2 separate regions of the Homo sapiens genome follow, and region 1 is linked to region 2. Evidence: chromatin contacts called from ENCODE Hi-C data. All regions are on one chromosome and are shown on one strand. Each heading gives the region's core, a stretch centred on a gene start or an enhancer-like site at or near the end of the contact. The rest is flanking DNA. Distances are from core to core; before and after follow the strand shown. Region 1 holds the start of ERO1B (endoplasmic reticulum oxidoreductase 1 beta). Region 2 holds the start of MAP3K21 (mitogen-activated protein kinase kinase kinase 21).

What was found. Hi-C counts contacts between places; a loop is a spot of excess contacts on that map. Pooled maps may share reads with other maps.
Region 1: a map of B cell shows a loop between it and region 2 (17-fold over the local background). The contact joins the promoter of ERO1B here to the promoter of MAP3K21 in region 2. A Hi-C loop is called at or near these places in 2 of 168 maps with a recorded cell type or tissue (B cell and CD4-positive, alpha-beta T cell) and 7 of 50 pooled maps.

The regions. Positions count from the first base shown.
Region 1 is chr1:236,278,368-236,283,710 of GRCh38, forward strand. It overlaps ERO1B (endoplasmic reticulum oxidoreductase 1 beta), which reads right to left and starts at 3,591. Exons shown (of 16, transcript NM_019891.4): 1 at 3,315-3,591. The coding sequence starts at 3,416. RefSeq lists an enhancer at 2,986-3,185 and silencers at 3,256-3,305, 3,346-3,935.
Region 2 is chr1:233,324,440-233,330,434 of GRCh38, forward strand. MAP3K21 (mitogen-activated protein kinase kinase kinase 21) reads left to right here and starts at 3,285. Exons shown (of 10, transcript NM_032435.3): 1 at 3,285-4,394. The coding sequence starts at 3,590. It also overlaps a transcript of PCNX2 not described here. RefSeq lists silencers at 2,799-3,098, 3,289-3,588, 3,388-3,539, 3,729-3,928.

The sequences.
Region 1 (5,343 bases), core at 2,341-4,840, 3.0 Mb after region 2:
TGAAGTCCAGGCTCCAAACAGCTACATCCTCAATATAAGGGTAAACGAGAAATGAATTATGGTGGAGGCTCCTATTAGTTTCCTCTCACTGGGCAGACACGGGGTTATTTCTTGCCCACTCCACTCCATGCAACTGCTAAAGCAGCTCAAGATCTTTAGGGTTTAGGAGAAGCCCTCAGAGTAACGGACTGGTATAGCACTATTTAAGTTCTAAGTTTCTGGCTTTTCATATATTGAGGGGCTCTGTGTATTACTCAATTTTATGCCACCTCAGAAATGCATTTAGAAAAACTTACATATATCTAATTGAAATTACTTTTTAAAGGAAGATTGTTATATCACTTGTATGCACTATGCCTTTAGTTTCCAGTGCTTCACCAAAGTATATTTACATTTCATTTATACGATAATGGGGCATGAGATATACAAACACGTATCATTTTGTGTGTTCAAAAATATTTTTCTGCTTTTATTTTGGAAGGGGATAACATTTAAAATATGTATCTCCTTTAATGACTTTGATTTCTTGTGAACAGAGGTAGTTTTCAAAAATTCTAATTCTTCCCTTTATCAGTTTTCTACCAATTTATTATATGGATGAAGTCAAAGAACTGGCTGAATTCCACTTTTTGATTTTCCTATTTTCCATCTCTTTTTCTATACTAGAGAGAACTGAAAATACCAACATACTGTATAGACCAGAAAGGGTTCCACATTAGGGCTCCACTGTAAAGTCACTCATTCAATTAAGACATTTAAGTTCTTTGAACTTCAATTACCTCAATGGTCCCACTTCGGAGAGATTGTACGTGTAACCATGTTATAGATTAAAGTACTATCTAAAAGATGATCAGGCCAGGCACGGTGGCTCACGCCTGTAATCCCAGCACTTTGGGAGGCCAAGGCGGGTGGATTACCTATGGTCAGGAGTTCGAGACCAGCCTGGCCAACATGGTGAAACCTCATCTCTACTAAAAAATACAAAATTAGCCGTGTGTGGTGGCACACACCTATAGTCCCAGTTACTCGGGAGGCTGAGACAGAAGAATCACTTGAACCCAGGAGGTGGAGGCTGCACTGAGCCAAGATGGCGCCACCGCACTCCAGTCTGGGTGACACAGAGCGAGACTCCATCTCAAAAAAAAAAAAAAAACAGCACAGTAGAAAGTACTGCTGGCGGCCTGGGCGCGGTGGCTCACGCCTGTAATCCCAGCACTTTGGGAGGCCGAGGCAGGCGGATCACCTTAGGTCAGGAGTTCAAGACCAGCTCGGCCAACATGGCAAAACCCTGTCTACTGGGAAAAAAAAAAAAAACACACACACAAAAATTAGCCAGGCGCGGTGGCAAGCACCTGTAATCCCAGCTACTTGGGAAGCTGAGGCAGACAGAATTGCTTGAACCTGTGAGGCAGAGGTTGCAGTGAGCCAACACATGCCATTGCATCCAGCCTGGCCAACAGAGTGAGACACTATCTCAAAAAAAAAAAAAAAAAGAAAGTAAGTACTGCTGGCAACAAAAACCAAATATATTCACTTGGAAGACTGTTTGGCACAATGCTACTTCAAATATTCACAAATCTTTAACTGTTGGACTATATTTATATTCATTTGGATATAATGAAATTAAAAGTACAGGGGCAGGCCAGGTACAGTGGCTCACACCTGTAATCCCAGCACCTGGGAAGCCAAAGTAAGAGGCTCGCTGGAGGCCAGGAGTTGAAGATCAGCCTAATAACATAGTCCCCATCTCTACACAAGAATTTTAAAAATACAGGTGAAATTATAAAACATTAATTACACATAATTAGTGGTAAATGAAAAAAATTTAAAATGAAGTTTCTAGACAGATAAGCATAAATTAATATGTGCTATATAAAAAGAGAAAATGGGAACTCTCATTTCAGAAAAATATCGAATTGTAAATTTCACTCAGAAACACTCAACTAGTGACTAGAAAATAATTTTGCCAAAGACAATTTGGAAAATTTACTTTAGTAAGTCTGCCCAGATTACCACTATCTATTCCATCTCAGTGTTTTCCAAGTGAGGTCCAAGAGGTAGTCAAAAGATAACTTTGCTACAGTTATACTGTACTTGCAATGTTTGTTTAAAATGCTGATATCTGGGCCATATTCCAGATCCAATCAATACATGTGGAGGTAGGGCCAGAGAATCTGCATTTTAACATGTTCCCCAATACCAAAAATTTGCCCCTTTTATTTTTATGGTTCAAACACAGACACAAACGGACTATTCAGGCACTCTGGGATTTAGTGCAGGGCACCATAAAACCATGAAATAAAGTGACTCAATTCAGAAAAACATGTTTTCACGGTTACACTCAGAGTCACCTTCAATTTTTCTTGGATGAGCACTAATTGCTTCAAATGACATCTCCCCTCATCATCAGGCCACCTGAGACCTTCGTTTTATTTTTTTGGCCCTCAGCAGTGCTGCCTCCTTGCAGCAGGTGCAGACAACAAGCAGCAGCACCTGGCAATCAATTCAAATTCTACTGAATAGAAGCAAACACCTCTCTGAAGGCGAAAGGATCTGGTCAGCTAAGCCTCAGATTTCTAGCACACTGAGAACACTTGTAATCATCGCTTCACATCAACAACCAGCCAGCACCTCACGACTGCCAGAGCCAGAGCCTCCATCCACGAGCCACAACGCCCCACTCAGACCCCCCCAGTCTCGTATTGGGACTTACCTGGCGATGCCACTTGGCAGACACAGCTCAGCTGGGTAAAAATAAAGCAATCTTGAGCAAGGGAAGGTGCTCGAGGAAGAGTAAAAGCCCAGAAAGCTCTAGTCCGACAGTTCGAGTGAAGTCTTGCCCCCTCCCAATCCCCTGCGCCTGGCGGGGCCTCGGGGGTCTGCGGAGTGCCCCCAACTCTCAGTCTCCCTCCCTCACTAACTCCTGAAGGGAAGGACGTCACCGTTTCTCTGGGCGCTCGCTCCCTTCGCAAGACAGCCGAGGTGGTTCATGCCCGTCCCATCTCCCGCCACACTCCCAGCCGCTTAACACATCCGAGAGGAAAAAACGAAAACAGCTCAGGGGGACCGTCACCATCTTCCTCTTTTGACTGCCATTACCCGGAGTGTCGCCGTCCCCCCACCCTGCGGGCGGTTCGCAGATGTTTCCCGCACTGGACGGTCAGGTCTCTGCTCCCCGGGTTTTCTGCTCGCCAGAAATCACCTCTTTTCTGGCCCGGCCCTGCCCGGCCCTCCCCGCGTCACAGCCGCGGCCCGTGTGTAGCGGCCGCGGGTGTTCGGCCGGGGGTTCCCGGCCCGCTATCACTCGGGCTTACCTGCGCCTCGACGACGCTCCGCAGGAAGCTCAGGGTGACCAGCAGCTGCACCGCGGCCGCTACCCCCTGCCCAGCGCCTGCCCGGCGGACCCCTTGGCTCATGCTGACCTCTACCCACACCGCGGCCAGCCGGACCCCTCGGGGCCGGGGAACGACGGGCGGCCCAGGCGACGACCCAAGGGGACGGTTCCCAGCGGCCGAGCGACTCCAGGGTCAGAGGTCTGCACTCCAGTCCGGAGGCAGGCGACTCTTTCCCCAACACCCGGCAGCTGCGAGTGAGGCAGGAAAGGCGAGCGCCCCCACTTCATCCCCCAGGCGGCCCCGCCCCCGGCTCGCTTGGCTCCTCGGCCACGCCCCCAAGCGCGGGGCCTTGTGGGAGTTGTGGTCCTGGGCGGTCGCCTAGGCGCCGCGGCAGGAAGGCGGAGCCGCTGAACGAGAGGACTCGGGAACTACAACTGCGAAGGCCGCCCCGCCTCCCCGAGGCCTCGGGCTCCGCGGCGGCCAATGAGGCGGGACCACGCGGGCCTCCAAAACACCGGGGGGTGCGGGCGGGGGAAGCGGGGCGACCTCTTCTCCGGGAAACCAGGCTGAGGACCTCTCTGCGTCGGTCCCTGCTGTCGCTCCTGGAGTCCTCGCAGACGCCAGGCTCTAGGATTCACCCAGTACGCGGGCGAGTTAGGAACGGACGGTGCGGGATCTTTGACTTTCGGTCTGAAGCGTATTCTTTGTCTCATTCATTTTTCTGTAGCCTCACATCTGCTGTGGGTGCCTATGTAAGCTACCTGTGACTTGTAGAGATGGCTTCGGCTCTTTTTTAATTTCATGCACCCTAGATGTGGATGTCATCTCCTGCCCCGCCCCAGCCCGACTCCTAGGTTGACACGTGCGAGTATAACGCATGCTAAAGAATGAAGACAAACCCAAAGGCTTATGATGAAATATGGGGATGGGGTAAAACAAAAAAAAACTTAGAGTGACATAGATTGGGCGCAGATCCCAACTCTAAAACATTCTAGCTAGTTATTGGGCCTTAATTCCCACCTCATATCTTGTTCTAGGGCTACATAAGATTAGATACAGAAAGAGCTGAGTATAGTGCCTAGCACCTAGGAAGCACTCAATAAATGGTAACTGCTATTAGTTTTATTAATGCCTTTGATTTCTACAAAACGAGTAATACATCTCCCTTGTGTTTATGTAGCGTGTATTAGTTTCTCATTGATGCTGTAAGAAACTATCACACATTTAGTTGCATACAACAAAAGAAATTCATTACCTTATAGTACTGGAGATCAGGTGTCCAAAATGGACCTGTAGGGCTGTGTTCCTTTTGGAGGCTCTCAGGGACAATGTGTTTCCTTACCTTTTCCAGCTTCCAGAGGCCACCTGCATTCCTTACCTCATGACTTCACATCTCCTTCACTCTCTCTGCTTCCCTCGTCACATGCCTTCTCTTGTGACCCTAACTCTTCTGTCTCTCTTGTATAAGGACCCTTGTGATTACATTGGTTACAGACCATCCTATCTCAAAATCCTCAACTTGATCACATCTGCACAGTCCCTTTTGCCATATAGGATAACATATTCACAGGTTCCAGAGATTAGGATGAGGATTTATAAATAGAGGGTCATTAATCAGCCTACCACATAGTGGTTTATACCTTTCAGAACCAGCAGAGCATTAAACCAAATGCAGGGTCCTGGGGTGGCTGACTGCATAGGTCACATGCCCATGAAGCCAGTCCTGCCTGTCCTTTTCCCCTCCAGCAACTCTTTCCCTTCTGCCTCCAAACTGTCCAGATCTTCCCTAGCTTAAAAGCAAAAAGAAATTGGCTGGGTGTGGTGGCTCACACCTGTAATCCCAGCACTTTGGGAGGCTGAGGCGAGCAGATCACCTGAGGTCAGGAATTTGAGACCAGCCTGACCAACGTGGAGAAACCCTGTCTCTACTAAAAATACAAAATTAGCCGGGCAAGGTAGCACATGCCTGTAATCTCAGCTACTTGGGAGGCTGAGACAGGAGAATCGC
Region 2 (5,995 bases), core at 2,035-4,534:
TAATGCAGCCAGTAACTAAGTTTAAACCAATGCTCATTTACTATTCTGAAAATCCTAGGGCCCTTAAGAATTATGCTAAATCTACTCTGCTTGTGCCATATCAATGGCACAACAAAGCCTGGATGACAGCACATCTGTTTACAGGATGGTTTACTGAAATTTTTTTTTTTTTTTTTTTTGAGACGGAGTCTTGCTCTGTTGTCCATGCTGGAGTGCACTGGCATGATCTCGGCTCACTGCAACCTCCACCTCCCGGGTTCAAGTGATTCTCCTGACTCAGCCTACAGAGTAGCTGGGATTACAGGTGTGCATCACCACACCTGGCCAATTTTTGTATTTTTAATAGAGATTGTTGGCCAGGCTGGTCTCAAACTCCTGACCTCAGGTGATCTGCCCACCTCGGCCTCCCAAAGTGCTGGGATTACAGGTGTGAGCCACCACACCTGGCCAGTTTATTGAATATTTTAAGCCCACTGTTAAGAGCTATTGCTCAGAAAAAAATGATTCTTTTCAAAATATTACTACTCATTGACAATGTATCTGGTCACCCAAGAGCTCTGCTAGAGATGCACGAGGAGATAAATGTTGTTTCCATGCCTGCTAACACAACACCCGTTCAGTAACCCATGGATTACAAAGTCACTTTGACTTTTAAGTCTTATTATTTAAGAAATACATTTTGTAAGGCCATAGGTGCCAAAGATAGCAATTGCTCTGCTATGAGATATGGGCAAGGTAAATAGGATTCACCATTCTAGATGCCATTAAAAACACTCATAATTCATGGGAGGAGATCAAAATATCAACATTAACAGGAGTTTGGAAGAAGTTGATTCTAACCCTCGTGAATGACTGAGAAGTTCACGACTTCAGAGGAGAAAGGAACTGCAGATGTGGTGAAAATAGCAAGCGAACTGGAATTAGACGTGGAGACTGAGGCCAGGCACGATAGCTCACACCTGTAATCCCAGCACTTTGGGAGGCCGAGGGGGGCGGATCACGAGGTCAGGAGATCGAGACCATCCTGGCTAACACAGTGAAACCCTGTCTCTACTAAAAATACAAAAAAAAAAAAAACCAAAAAAAATTAGCTGGGCGTGGTGGTGGGCACCTGTAGTCCCAGCTACTCGGGAGGCTGAGGCAGGAGAATGCCGCGAACCCAGGAGGCGGAGCTTGCATGAGCCGAGAAGTGGAGACTGAGAATGTGACTGAATTGCTACAATCTCATGATCAAACTTGAACAGATGAGGAGCGGAGTTGCTTCTTATGGAGAGGCAAAAAAAGTAGTTTCTTGAGATGGAATCTACTCCCAGAGGAGATGCTATGAACATTTTGAAACGACAAAAAGGATTTTGAATATCACAAACTCGGTTGGTAAAATAGCAGCAGGGTGGGAGAAGGATCACTCCAATTTTGAAAGTAGTTCTATTGTTGTTAAAATGGTATCAAACAGCTTCCCATGCTACAGAGAAGTCTTTCGTGAAAGGTAAAGTCAATCCATGTGACAAACTTCATAGTTGCCTTAAGAATTTGCCATAGCCACTCCAACTTTTAGCAACCACTGCCTTGATCAGTCAGCAGCTATCAACATAGAGGCAAGACCTCTGCCAGCTAAAAGATTATGACTTGCTGAAGGTTCAGATGATCATTAGCACATTTTACCTATAAAGTACTTAAAATTAAGGTATAAACATTCTTTAGACACAATGCTATTGCACACTTTATACGCTACAGTATACTGGAAACATAACTTGTATATATATGCACTGGGAAATCAAAAAATTCATGTCACTTGCTTTATTGCAGTGATCTGGAACCATGCTTGCAGTATCTCCAAAGTATGCCCATACTTTAAATAGTTAGATTACTTATAATACCTAATATAATGTAAATGCTCTGTAAATAGTTGTTATGCTGTATTTTATTTGTATTATTTGTATTGTTATTTTTTGGGTTTTTAAAAAACATTTTTGACCAGCTGTTGGTTGATTCTGTGGATGCAGAAGACCCACTGTAAAACTATTAACTCATTTAGTCTTCCTAAAAACCCTATAAAGTAGGTACTATTTATTATATTCCCATTTTATAGATGAGAAAACTGAGTCATAGAGAAATAAAGAAACTTGCTCAAGGTCACACAGCCAATAAATAGTTTGATCTGAGAGACAAAGAAAACTGAAAAGACAATAAATTTATCTTTATGTAACTCAGAATGTTACTGTATGTCCTATCCTCATAATATCTAAAATTGTCCCTTCTGTTATTGGAAGTACAGGATCCACACGTTAGGAAATTCTGGCCTACTACAGGATAATCTAATATTTTAGAATTTTAATAACTAAGCTCTTCTATCTTTTTAGCCTCATCACCTGCCACAGTAACCTACCAACGTCTGGCACCCAGCCATTGCCAATGCTTCCTAAACCCAAACCTGTGGGTTTCCAGGGAGACTGGGGCATTTTCCATCTGAGTAGACAGTAAAAATAAGCAAAGGATTTACCATCATGGAGCTTCTGGGACTATACCGACCACGGGTCACTCTGCGCTGCGATCTGTAACCTAGTCAGTTCTGAGATGCACGGTGGCTCAAACGCACTTAGCATGGTGACTTGCCACTCGCACTGGCCCAGGTCTGGCACCGCGCTACAATTTCTTCTGTAGCCCGTTCTGAGATTCTGTCACTCTCCCTGAACTGCAACTCTCTCTCTCCCCGCCACACCCTAAAGCCCCACATCTTCTCAACCCTCTCCCACCGCTTCTTGGAGAAGCGTCCCCTCCCTCAGTCTTACCTTTGGCTTAATTTAAACTCTCCCGAAAATTTATAGCGGATGACGGCCGATCCCGCCTCCCAGACCATGTGGGCGCGGCTCACCATTGCTCCGGAGCACCTGCGGCGGGGGCGGGGTGGGACCAGCCAGGCGGGCCCAGGGGGCGGGCCCGGCCCAAGGTGGTGGGGGACGGGCCCGGGCGCCAGGGGCGGGACGAGGCTCTGGGGACTGGCACAGAAAAGGGAAGTGAACCTGGCGAGGGCGGGGCGGGATGGTGCAGTTGGTGGGGAAGGGTGGGGCGAACCTAGGAAGGCGGTCCCATAGGGCGGGCGCAGACTGGGCGCCCGGGACGGGTCAAGGAGGGCGGAATGAACCTGGAGAGGGCGGGGCGGCTGGGGGAGGGGCGGGAAGGCCCTGGGGACTGGCCTAGGGGCGGGCCCGGGGGGGTGGGGGGGCGGTGCGGAATGGAGCCGGAGGGGGCGGGGCGGCCCTGGCGCGGCTAGGGTGGGGTGGGGCGTCCCAGGCTCTGGCTAAGGAGCGCGCGGCGGGCGGGCCGGCCGCAGGGCCTGGGCACGACCATGGTGGGACGTCGCCCGCGGCTTCGGGGACCGCTGCGGCAGCAGAGGCGGCTGGCCAGGAACGCGGGCCGAGGCTGGACCCTTTGGGCAGCTAGCCCGTGATCTCTGCCGTCACCGATCGCGATTCCTACCCCCTCGCCTTCCCCCGGCGCCGACGGCCACACCGCCGGACGATGCGCGCCCGCGGCCGCCCGGGAGGCTGAGCCCAGCTTCCCGCTCCGCCTTCCCCGCGCAGCTGCCCCCATGGCTTTGCGGGGCGCCGCGGGAGCGACCGACACCCCGGTGTCCTCGGCCGGGGGAGCCCCCGGCGGCTCAGCGTCCTCGTCGTCCACCTCCTCGGGCGGCTCGGCCTCGGCGGGCGCGGGGCTGTGGGCCGCGCTCTATGACTACGAGGCTCGCGGCGAGGACGAGCTGAGCCTGCGGCGCGGCCAGCTGGTGGAGGTGCTGTCGCAGGACGCCGCCGTGTCGGGCGACGAGGGCTGGTGGGCAGGCCAGGTGCAGCGGCGCCTCGGCATCTTCCCCGCCAACTACGTGGCTCCCTGCCGCCCGGCCGCCAGCCCCGCGCCGCCGCCCTCGCGGCCCAGCTCCCCGGTACACGTCGCCTTCGAGCGGCTGGAGCTGAAGGAGCTCATCGGCGCTGGGGGCTTCGGGCAGGTGTACCGCGCCACCTGGCAGGGCCAGGAGGTGGCCGTGAAGGCGGCGCGCCAGGACCCGGAGCAGGACGCGGCGGCGGCTGCCGAGAGCGTGCGGCGCGAGGCTCGGCTCTTCGCCATGCTGCGGCACCCCAACATCATCGAGCTGCGCGGCGTGTGCCTGCAGCAGCCGCACCTCTGCCTGGTGCTGGAGTTCGCCCGCGGCGGAGCGCTCAACCGAGCGCTGGCCGCTGCCAACGCCGCCCCGGACCCGCGCGCGCCCGGCCCCCGCCGCGCGCGCCGCATCCCTCCGCACGTGCTGGTCAACTGGGCCGTGCAGATAGCGCGGGGCATGCTCTACCTGCATGAGGAGGCCTTCGTGCCCATCCTGCACCGGGACCTCAAGTCCAGCAACAGTAAGTGGGGCCAGAGGGAGGTGGGGGAAGACTACCTCCGTGCCAGCCCAGGCGGGCTCCACAGGACATAGTACCAGATGGAAAGAGGTGGGAGTCAGCCTTAGGGCGCCAGCAGCAACTCATGCCCAGGCCTTCAGGGCTCGGAAGTCCAGCTAGTCCTTGGTTACTTGCTTTGGGGCTGGTGACACGCTTAACCTTGACTTGCCTTTGGGTGCTTTTTAAAAAAGTTCAGACCAGACTTGCTTGTAGAGGAAACATTTGTAAAATACCTGGATCTCCTAGAAACCTCAGGGGGCAGTCTGGCCTTTCAATACCAGAGGTGATTCATCTGGGTAGGACTTTGCAAACCGAGGCCTTCTGCAGATTATATGGAACCCATGACCGTCTTCACCCGGTGGCCTTCATCAAAGTCCCCGAATGCACTCGGGGACGTCAACTTTACAAGTGCTGTATTGAGGTTGCTGTTTGCCTATTCAAAATATGACTTCATGTCTCTTACCTTTTCCAAAGACTGTTTTCATTCAAATGTCTCTCTATGGGCCAGGCGCGGTGGCTCATACCTGTAATCCCAGCACTTTGGGAGGCCGAGGTGGGCGGATCACCTGAGGTTACGAGTTTGAGACCAGCCTGGCCAACATGGCGAAACCCTGTCGCTACTAAAAATACAAAAATTAGCCCGGCGTAGTGGCAGGCGCCTGTAATCCCAGCTACTCGGGAGGCGGAGGCATGAGAATCACTTGAACCCGGGAGGCGGAAGTTGCAGTGAGCCAAGATCGCGCCACTGCACTCCAGCCTAGGAGATAGAGTGAGACTCTGTCTCAAAAAAAAAAAAAGTGTCTCTACGTGAAATATGATTTTATTATTGGTTCAATGGCTTCTTTTCTCCAGACAAGAGGCACTGGTGTGCACCGTAATGCACTTTTGGGTTAATAACAAGTGCATTGTCCTTGCACAGGTACTTGAAACCTTGAAGACCTGGCCAGTGTCATTGACTTTGTTTATAAATCAGGGTGGATTTTCCAGATGTCAATAAAGAACTGACAAATGACTTAAATGCAAATCCTATGAAACTTTGCTGTATAAAAGAGCCTATAGAATTGCTGTTTGATGTTGGTTCTTTAATATTGAAGATCGCTTCATATTCTTATAATGAGATGAAATCCCAGGGAAGGTTAAAGGATGCAGCCAGCCCTGGCATTGGCCTACAACAGCTGGAGGTCTTTCAATCCTGTGAAACCTGCTAGGACAGGAGCTAGCTCAAGTGAAAACATTGTCCCTAAAGAAGAGTGACAAGAAGAAATTTACTTGAAAATTACTAATGTAGCATTTTCACTGGGAATTGTAAATAATTGGAATGTTGTAGCTAAGCATAAGCATTAGGTTTTATTTCATGATCCTCCTTCCCCCCAAGTCTCTCTATAATTTAGATTGCATCTGCTTAGGTGATGAGAGCAAAGTCTAACAAAATATGTTGTTACTGGTAGCGGTGTATTCTTAGTACTTTGACAGACCACATGAAGGACTATAGCATTGCTTGCTTTTGAACTGTGTTACAGTAAAAACAGAGCGCAATTTCCTAAAATATACTTTTCTTTCGATAA